Linked DNA regions of Homo sapiens: region 2 is linked to region 1. The links are chromatin contacts, found by Hi-C or POLR2A ChIA-PET in ENCODE. All regions are on one chromosome and are shown on one strand. The core of a region is the stretch at or near the end of the contact, and the rest is flanking DNA. Distances in the headings are between cores, read along the strand shown. Region 1 holds the start of ATG13 (autophagy related 13). Region 2 holds the start of MTCH2 (mitochondrial carrier 2).

Region 1 (5,181 bases), core at 1,544-4,043:
GGGCGGGTGGATCACCTGAGGTCAGGAGTTGGAGACCAGCCTGGCCAACTCGGTGAAACCTCATCTCCACTAAAAATACAAAAACTTAGCCAGGCGTGGTGGCGGGCGCCTGTAATCCCAGCTACTTGGGAGGCTGAGGCAGGAGAATTGCTTGAACTCAGGAGGGGGAGGTTGTTGCAGTGTGCCGAGATCATGCCACTGTCCTCCAGCCTGGGCAACAAGAGTGAAACTCCATTGCAAAAAACAACAACAAAAAACACAGACAAATTGCCTATGTAACCTATATTGGTCCTCAGAGGAATTTTTTTTTTTTTTTTTTGAGACAGAGGGGCGCTGTCTCCCGGGCTGGAGTGCAATGGCGTGATCTAGGCTCACTGCAACCTCCACCTCCTGGGTTCAAGCGATTCTCCTGCCTCAGCCACCCGAGTAGGTGGGATTACAGGCGCCCAACACTACGTCCAGCTAACTTTTTGTATTTTTAGTAGAGACGGGGTTTCACCTTGTTGGCCAGGCTGGTCTTGAACTCCTGACCTCATGATTCGCCTGCCTCGGCCCCCCAAAGTGCTGGGATTACAGGTGTAAGCCACCCTGCCCGGCCCCTTCAGAGGATTTTTAATAAACTGGCCCACATTTACTCTTCAGTTAAAAGCAAGAAATCGGCCAGGAGTGGTGGCTCATGTCTGTAATCCCAGCACTTTGGGAGGCCAAGGCGGGTGGATAACCTGAGGTCGGGAGTTCAAGAACAAACAGCCTAACTAACATGGAGAAACCCCATCTTTACTAAAAATACAAAATTAGCTGGGCGTGCTGGCACATGTCTGTAATCCCAGCTACTCAGGAGGCTGAGGCAGGAGAATCGCTTGAACCCGGGAGGCAGAGGTTGCAGTGGGCCGAGTTCCCGCCACCGCACTCTAGCCTGGGCAACCAGAGTGAAACTCCGTCTCAAAAAAAAAAAAAAAAAAAAAAAAAAAAAGCAAGAAATCTACCTTCCAAGGACATTAAAAAAAAATCAGCTAATTATTTAAAATAACCTTTAAATCCCTTTAGGGACTTAAAATCCTTTTAAATATTTAAAACCCAAACTTTAGAAAGGTTTGATTCCCTCTGGGCAGCCTCCTTTGCATTCCTCCTGGCTACAGTACCTCTATTCTCTCGCAGAATATTTTCAGTTTTTATTGGTTTCCACAATTTGATAGGAAGCAATGACCAGCAACTCTATGCACTCTCCTCCACTAAGCACATGCAGGAAAAATGACGGTTTATGTAAATTCATCTTACTTAGCTCCACACCCCATGTTGGAAGTTACTTTCGAATATTCCACACCTAAAGTTCAAGTAAACTTCCTTCGAGATTAAGCTCCTGGGCCGGACTCTGTGGCTTATGCATGTAACTCCAACACTTTAGAAGGCTGAGGTGGGAGGATTCCCTGAGCCCAGGAGTTTGAGATTAAAGTTAGCTATGAAGGCGCCACTGTACTCCAGCTTGGGTAACACAGCAATACCTTATCTCTAATAATAATAATAAAAATTTTAAAATCTAAAAAACTAAAAGACTTCTCCTGAGCTGATAAATGGAGAGTTGAAAACAACAAAAAAAAAACCTCATAATTGAGCTGGAGCCACTACATGCACACATGAAAAGGACTAACAGTCATAAAACAACACACAAAATCTGGAAGCTAATTTAGTGTAAAGGAAGAGCTTGTTGTTTCTTATTATAATACATCTCCCACTAAAGGTGTCCAATAAATTCTATCACCTTAGGAGATGAGTTTTAAACTAAGTGTAATGAGAAAATAGGTAATTTTTTAAAATCTCTTTTTTCTTTTTGGCTGCGGGGTGGCCAGAGAACGAAGAAATACCAAAAGTGAAATGCTACGCTGAATTGACCAGGCTAACTGGGAACTCACTGGAAAAGTGAAAACTGGGAAGAATTAGTGATGAGCTCAAGAAGGTGCTTAGCCACTTACCCAGAGATTTATTTAATGAGAATGGATCACAGGTTTCCACAGGTCGTTCCACTGCCAGTAAGAAGACAGTCGTGAACCATGGGTCCCTTTTTTCACTAGTCAACAGTCACCCTCACCTACACGCGGAGTACATATTTGGCACTCAGCAAATCTTGATTGAATGAAAACCTACCTCACTCATATTGGCACCCAACCCCGGAGTTATGGCCCCCCAAATTACCTCCAAAACGCCTGACGACCTAACCCAAGGAGCTGAAAAAGTGGAGAGGAAAGCTCTGGGGTGGAGGGGATTCTCTGCCAAACAAGCAGGGGCCAACGGGGCCTAGACCAACTCAACTTCCCACAGAAAACTCAGGGGCCCAGGGGATTGAACCGTGGCTAATCCCTTCTACTTCCACGAAGCAGCAGCCAAGGGGCCGCAGATCCACAGCCTCCCACCCGGGGGCGCTGAGAGATCTTGGGGTATCCCCCGCAAAAGTTAGTACCTGCGAAGCTGCGGCACAAAGAGTGGTTCCGGGCTCTCATTACGGAGGCCGGGACCTGGGACCGACCAGCCGCGCCTCCTGGCTGAGGGTTCCGCGCTCCGGAGCTGCAGTGACCGTACACGTCGCCGATAGACACCTAAGGCTTCAGAAGGGTCCTGGCTCGCAGGCCCCAGACGTTTTGCTCCTAAGACTCCGCGAGTTGTCGCACCCACGTCGACTGGCGCTCTTCAGTGCTTCCCTCACTGGTTAAGCGGTCACTCCCGCCTTAAGCCCAGCAGCCGGTCGCTTCCCGGCGCCGCCATCGTTAGTGTTTGTTTTCATCCGCTTCGGTAATGGCCGGGGGGGGGGGGTGAAAGAGGGCTACGGGGGAAATCCAGATGCCTAACCTTAGTCGCACTTTCGCTACAGTACGGACGCCCTATTTATTCTTTTAGTCCTCAAAATATCCATAAAAGTTGATTTTCATTCCACGTAAGCTTTCTTCTCCAATCTTTCTAAGCTACTCAAGATAAAACAAAGACGGAAAGGCGGTGTTTGAGAGAGAGAGAGAGAGACCGTTTGGGCCGCGTGTGGAATGTGCGGAGATGAACCGCAGGTAGCCGCGGCAGCGGCAGTGAGGGCGCGGCGCGGGGCGGGCGCTGACGCGGAAGGGGCGGTGCCGCTGTTGCGCGCCGTGGCGGCCTCTGTGCAGTCGCCGGTTCCGGAGGAGGGCCCAACCCGGCTGGGTGGGTGGGAAGTGTGGCTGGTAACCTGGCAGCCGCGGAGAGGTGGGTGACGGGCCTGGGCTAACTGAGTGGCCGGCGCAATCAGACTTTGACATCCGTTTTTAGGGTGCCCTTTAAAAGTGGCAGAGTCGCTTCCCAAACCTGGTTCGGCCAGCCTCTTTTTCGCTCCCGACTTCCAATGTGTCTGGTCTTCCGTACTTCCTGGCCCTCAGGTTCACGATTTGGAGTTCTTGGAGTGAGGGAAAAGCCTTTTGTTACAGCACACAGTGTACGTCCATAAGGCTGGGTTGTGGACTTTGGTTGTTTTTTTTTTTTTTTTTTTTTTTTTTTTTTTGCCCCTTCTTTTCTTGTTAGACTGGTTTGAACACCCCAGCATCTGTCCTGTATTTGTCAGGTGAAACCAGAAGTCTTTGGATAATGAAACCCGTGACCAATTCTTACCCAAGGTGGTTATGACATATGTCAGCTGCTTCTTGGCCTATATAGTTAGAAGCCGACCTCTTTTACCTTGTGAATAATTATGTCATCACCTCCATTATTCTTTTGGTGTTCTCAATTGAAATGCCAAGCATTAAATGAGCCACAAAGATTGAATTCCCATTATCCTTGAATCAGAGCAAGCCTGTCGTGCAGCCATGAGTTAGTGGAGAAAAATCCGGAGTTGTAAGTACAGTACGTTTTGCCTCAACAAAATGGAAATTTGTAGAAAAGGAGCTGCTCCAGCCTTTGAGTCACTTTAAAGTCTTTGGTAGGTTCCTAATGTTTTTTCTTTTAACATTTACAGAGAGAAGATTATAAATGGCAGAGCCATTTAACTGTGGTTAGCTGTTGGATTCTGATACTTTCTTAAAAATACGTTCTTGCACCAACATCTTCATTGGGAACAGTTCAGAAAAAGCAAAGAGGAGAGCCAACATTCACATTTACCATGGCTATACCAATAACAGTGCTTGACTGTGACCTCTTGCTATATGGCCGTGGTCACCGGACATTGGACCGTTTTAAGCTGGATGATGTGACTGATGAATACTTGATGTCCATGTATGGGTTTCCACGGCAGTTCATTTATTACTTGGTGGAGCTCTTGGGGGCGAATCTTTCTAGGCCTACTCAGCGATCCAGGGCTATTAGCCCAGAGACACAGGTCCTTGCAGCATTGGGTTTTTATACCTCAGGTTCCTTCCAGACTCGGATGGGAGATGCCATTGGAATCAGTCAGGCGTCTATGAGTCGTTGTGTTGCCAATGTCACTGAAGCACTTGTGGAAAGGGCCTCACAGTTCATTCGCTTTCCAGCTGATGAAGCCTCCATTCAGGCTCTGAAGGATGAATTCTATGGGTTGGCAGGGATGCCAGGGGTGATGGGGGTGGTTGACTGTATCCATGTGGCCATCAAGGCACCAAATGCTGAAGACCTCTCCTATGTGAACCGAAAAGGCCTGCATTCTTTAAACTGCCTGATGGTGTGTGACATTAGAGGGACACTAATGACCGTGGAGACAAACTGGCCCGGCAGCCTACAGGACTGTGCTGTGCTGCAGCAGTCTTCCCTCAGTAGTCAGTTTGAAGCGGGTATGCACAAAGATAGCTGGCTTCTGGGTAAGTTTGCAAGTGTGAATTTTCATTTTGTTTGGAGGCATAGAAAAGTTATGTAGGCTGGGGGCGGTGGCTCACACAACCCCAGCACTTTGGGAGGCTGAGGCGGTAGATCACCTGAGGTCAAGAGCTGGAGACCAGCCTGGCCAACATGGTGAAATCTTGTCTCTACTAAAAATACAAAAATTGGGCATGGTGGCAGGCGCCTGTAGTTCCAGCTACTCGGGAGGCTGAGGCAGGACAATCGCTTGAACCCAGAAGGCAGAGGTTGCAGTGAGCCGAGATGGCGCCATTGCACCCCCACCTGGGCAACAGAGCAAAAACTCCATCTCAAAAAAAAAAAAAGAAAGAAAGAAAAGGGACCGCACGTGTAGCTCATGCCTGTTATCCTAGCACTTTGGGAGGC
Region 2 (4,885 bases), core at 2,216-4,715, 1.0 Mb before region 1:
CCCCTATGATTTCATCCCCAACCAATCAACATTCCCCATTTGAGCCCCCTGCCACCAAAGCATCCTTGAAAAACCCTCACCTCTGAGCCGTCGGGGAGAGTGATTTGAGCGATAACTTAAGTTCTTCCACATGGCCCACACTGTGTTAATTAAACTCTTTCTTTACTGTAATGCCACAGTCTCAGTGAACTGATTTTGTCTGTGCAGCAGGCAGGAAGAACCCACTGGACAATTACGTGATCTCTCTCCCAAGTCAGACCGCCTCCCAGTCCAGGAGACTTTTTTTTTTTTCTTCAAGACAGGCTCTTACTCTGTCCCCCAGGCTGGAGTGCAGTGGTACAATCTCGGTTCACTGTAACCTCTGCTTCCCAGGCTCGAGCAATCCTCCCACCTCAGCCTCCTAAGAAGCTGAGACTACAGGTGCAAGCCACCATGCTCAATTAATTTTTTTTTCTTTTTTGCAGAGACGGGGTTTCACTATGTTGCCCAGGCTGGTCTCAAACTCCCGAGCTCAAAGCAATCCACCCAAGTGCTGGGATTACAGGCATGTGCCCTGCTCCCAAGAGGCTTTTAACTGGTAAATCCATTCAGCCTTCCCTGGGCTTCATTTTTTTCTGAGATGGAGTTTCACTCTTGTTGCCCAGGCTGGAGTGCAATGGCATGATCTCGGCTCACTGCAACCTCCGCCTCCCGGGTTCAAGCGATTCTCCTGCCTCAGCCTCCCGAGTACCTGGGATTATAGGCATGTGTCACCACGCCCGGCTAATTTTGTTTTTTAGTAGAGATGGGTTATCTCCATGTTGGTCAGGCTGGTCTTGAACTCCTGACCTCAGGTGATCCGCCCACCTCAGCCTCCCAAAGTGCTGGGATTACAGGCGTGAGCCACCGCGCCCGGCTTCTGGGCTTCATTATTGACCTCTTGGAAGCTTTTGACATATTGACTATCCTTTCTTTTTCCAAACTTTTCTGTTGACTTCAGTGACATGCTGTTCTAGTTCTGTTTCCTTCCCAGTTAATTCTGCCCCTTTTGACTTCCGTTATTCCTCTCACCACTGCAATATGGGTCAGCAAATATAACCCATCTTAGGGTCATCATACTGAACTGTATCAGGGAATGCCATTCAGATCATAGTCTTTGTGACTGGCCCCACTCTGAGTTATGCAGTGCACAGCCTAGGCAGCTGTACATAGCACCTCTTCCCTTATCTATACTGCTGACTTCGGTTACCTATTCTCTGCAGATTCTTCCCAAAACCTCATCAGCAGCTTCTGCCTCACACCATTGGAAAATATTGTGGAGCAGACTGAATCCCCCAACCACCCACCCCTGGCAAGAGGCTCTGTGCCTCCCCATGCTCACTAGCATCAGTGGGACAAGGCAATATTATTTGGCACCATCAATGCACAAATCCAAGAATAAATAATCCAACCAGGTGTGGTGACTCACACCTGTAATCCCAGCACTTTGGGAGGCAGGTGGATCACTTGAGTTCAAGAGTTTGAGACCAGCCTGGGGCAACATGGCGAGACCCCATCTCTACTAAAAATACAAAAAAAATAGCTGGGCATGGTGGTGCACACCTGTGGTCCCAGCTAATTGGGAGACTAAGGTAGGAGGATCGCTTGAGCCCAGGAGGTGGAGGTTGCAGTGAGCCGAGATTGCACCACTGCACTCCAGCCTGGGTGACAAAGAGAGACCCTGTCTCAAAAAAAAAAAGAAAAGAATCCCCTGCTAAATAGTCTCTCTGGCTCAGCTTTATGTTTCTAGATTCAGTTAGAAGCAACTTGTTTCTTACAACTTTATTTTTTATTTATTTATTCTTTTGAGACTGAGTCTCGCCCTGTCACCCAGGCTGGAGTGCAATGGCGCAATCTTGGCTCACTGCAACCTCCAACTCCCGAGTTCAAGCGATTCTCCTGCCTCAGCCTCCCGAGTAGCTGGGATTACAGGCACCCGCCATCACACCCAACTAATTTTTGTACTTTTAGTACAGATGGGGTTTCACCATGTCGGTCAGGCTGGTCTTGAACTCCCGACCTCAGGTGATCCACCCACCTCAGCCTTCTAAAGTGTTGGGATTACAGGTGTGAGCCACCGTGCCCAGCCAATATCTGTATTTCAATATAAAGTTTTTTAAAAAAAACCCTTTCCTATGCATAATTTCACTTAATGCTCATAATAACCCTGAGAGATACACAGTAGTGTTAGATTTAGATACAAAAACTGGAAATTAAAGTAGCTAAAATGACAAATGGATGCAGTGGAAAAGCCAGGATCCAAATCCAAGTCTTTCCCCTACAGTACTTCACTCTGCTCCAAGCTCAGATTCACCAAATGTTGTTTGATAGAACACGTGAGCTGGGGCTGAAGGAGCAGGGACAATGCCTTTTTCACTTTTGCCTCTGATAGCCTGTAGACTGGTAGGCACTGAAGTATTTGTTCACTTGTGCAATAAATATTTATTGAGCACCTCGTATGTGCTGGGCACTGAAAACACAACCGTGAACAGAGGCTGTCACGGTTCCTGAACTCATGGAGCTTTCATTCCAGTGGAGGAGACATAATTTCAGTGATAATGCTACGACGGGGCACAATGTGGGAGAAAATAAGAGGGAGGTGGCCAGGCGCGATGGCTCCTCACTCCTGTAATCCCAGCACTTTGGGAGGCCAAGGCGGGTGAATCACGAGGTCAGGAGTTTGAGACCAGCCCGGCCAACATCGTGAAACCCCGTCTCTACTAAATAGACAAAAATTAGCCGGGCGTGGTGGCGTGTGCGTGTAATCCCAGCTACTAGGGAGGCTGAGGCAGGAGCATTGCTTGAACCTGGGAGGCGAAGGTTGCAGTGAGCTGAGATCGGGCCACTGCACTCCAGCCTGGGTGACAGAGCGAGACTCCGTCTCAAAAAAAAAAAAAAAAAGAAAGAAAAAGAAAAGGGGGAGGTAATTTTAGAATGGTCAGAGAAGGTTTTTTTGAAAAGATAACATTAATCAAACGAATAAATGAATGAAAAGCCACTCGCTAGCGGATTCATTATTTGCTATACTTATTTAGAGTTTGTCAGTCACGAGACTGTTACGGCTCTGATGCTGAGTATCTTTTGAATCCTATGTTGATGATGCCCAAAAGGCAAGTGCAGAGATGAAGCATAATGAAGAATCCTTTTCAATTTCTTTTCAGTCCTCTGACCTTGCCTCTGCCGTCACGGTCACACTCCCCCACTGACACTCCCATTCTTCTGTTTCCGGACACTTGCGGCCTGGAAGCGCATGTGCAAGAGAAACCGTCATTCCTGGTGAAGGGCGAGCCCCCGGCAGAACGCATGCGCCTCTGTCCCTTAAGCCCCGCCCCGACCTCAGCGCCCCCTCGCGAGCGCCTGCCGTTTCTCGGGGCGGGACGGGGGGGCGGGGACTGGGCGGAGAGGCGCGTGCTGCTGCGTGCGTGCGCGCGCGCCGCGGGCGGGCCAGTGAAACCGGCGGCCCTGGCACGTGACCTAGGACCGGCTCACCGGGTCGCTTGGTGGCTCCGTCTGTCTGTCCGTCCGCCCGCGGGTGCCATCATGGCGGACGCGGCCAGTCAGGTGCTCCTGGGCTCCGGTCTCACCATCCTGTCCCAGCCGCTCATGTACGTGAAAGTGCTCATCCAGGTATGAGGCGTCGCCGCTCCCTACCCCGCCCGGCGCCCCGTTCGGTCGCTGCTGCTCAGGGCGCCTGAGGATCGGCTCAGCCTTGCGGGCCTTTCATTCTCCCGAGATGCTGCTGCTCCTCCGCTGCCCTTTACCTCCCCGCAGGGACAGCTTCCTCAGTCCCGCGGCCCCGCTTGGGGGCCTCGCCGAGCCCTCGCCTCGCCGCCCAGCGTTGAGGCCCTCTCCTCCCTTAGCCAACCGCCACCCGGCCCTGCCCTGCCCGGCGGATCCTCTGAACTTTGGTTCTTCGTCACTGAGGTGGATCCTGGCCGGTCGCCACCAAAGGCTTCCGAACCCTCCCTCTCGCCCCTCCGAAATTCACATTCACCACTACTCCCCCCAAAATCTCAGACGCAAAACACGAAATACTCAGTTGAAGACAAATGTGAAGTTAGGTGGGAACCAACATTTTATTTTTTATTCCTTTTTTTTTTCTTTTTATGCTACTGTTACTACTGCTTTTCTGTTCCGAGGTTTTCGCACCAGATACTGAGAGAAACACAAGGAGCTCATTCAGAAGTGTTAATGAAGGGGTTGCTCTGTCAGATTTCGGAAGGATGCATTGAGCGCTTTCCAGCAGCGGCCCATGTGGCTCCTGACAATGAAAATCACATTTGTCAGAGCTGGAAATTAGTGAAGCTGAGTTTTAGCGAGTTTAAACATGGGAGTTAGTTTCTAATCTACTGTCAAATAATTATTACATGGTATTTTATATTCACATGCAGGTAGGCCAAGTAAGTGATAGACTTAGTGTTTCCAGTTCCTTTGCTATATCCCTGTAATGGGCAGGTCATTCTTTTTTTTATGCTTTTACTGAGAGTTGACATAATTACCTCATGCACTGTGCCTAGGAATGGAACAGTTTTTAGAACCCCTGTCTCGCCGTCTACTTTTCTGTAAAAAATAGGCAAGACACTAGAGAGGGCCCCATTTCTTATTCTTGAGTTGTTGGGAATCCAAATTATTTCTTGCTGAGTAGACCTGTGTGAATTCAGATTCCATATGTTAAAGGCTATTGCAAATAAATTCTTTGTACTTAGAACAAAGACTGATTAGAATGTACTGTAACATCCAAAACAGAATTGGCACATTTGGGGCTAGATAGCATCGGAGGTGACAGCATGTTGCAGTATATAGTAAGAACCCTTGGGGCCGGGCGCGTTCGCTCACGCCTTCCCAGCACTTTGGGAGGCCGAGGTGA

Evidence for each region. A loop is a pair of places that touch in the nucleus more often than their neighbours do. ChIA-PET counts read pairs that join two places held with the same protein, here RNA polymerase II (POLR2A). Pooled maps may share reads with other maps.
Region 2: a loop to region 1 is called in a pooled map, with 11 times the contacts of the local background. The contact joins the promoter of MTCH2 here to the promoter of ATG13 in region 1. A Hi-C loop is called at or near these places in 2 of 37 single-sample maps with no recorded cell type and 7 of 50 pooled maps. POLR2A ChIA-PET finds 5 or more read pairs at or near these places in 1 of 52 experiments (activated naive CD4-positive, alpha-beta T cell).

Annotation. Positions count from the first base shown.
Region 1 is chr11:46,615,165-46,620,345 of GRCh38, reverse strand. It overlaps ATG13 (autophagy related 13), which reads right to left and starts at 2,793. Exons shown (of 19, transcript NM_001346311.2): 1 at 2,456-2,793. It overlaps HARBI1 (harbinger transposase derived 1), which reads left to right and starts at 3,119. Exons shown (of 3, transcript NM_173811.4): 1 at 3,119-3,222; 2 at 3,965-4,778. The coding sequence starts at 4,109. RefSeq lists a silencer at 2,533-2,827 and an enhancer at 2,807-2,986.
Region 2 is chr11:47,641,139-47,646,023 of GRCh38, reverse strand. It overlaps MTCH2 (mitochondrial carrier 2), which reads left to right and starts at 3,465. Exons shown (of 13, transcript NM_014342.4): 1 at 3,465-3,645. The coding sequence starts at 3,559. RefSeq lists a silencer at 3,275-3,544.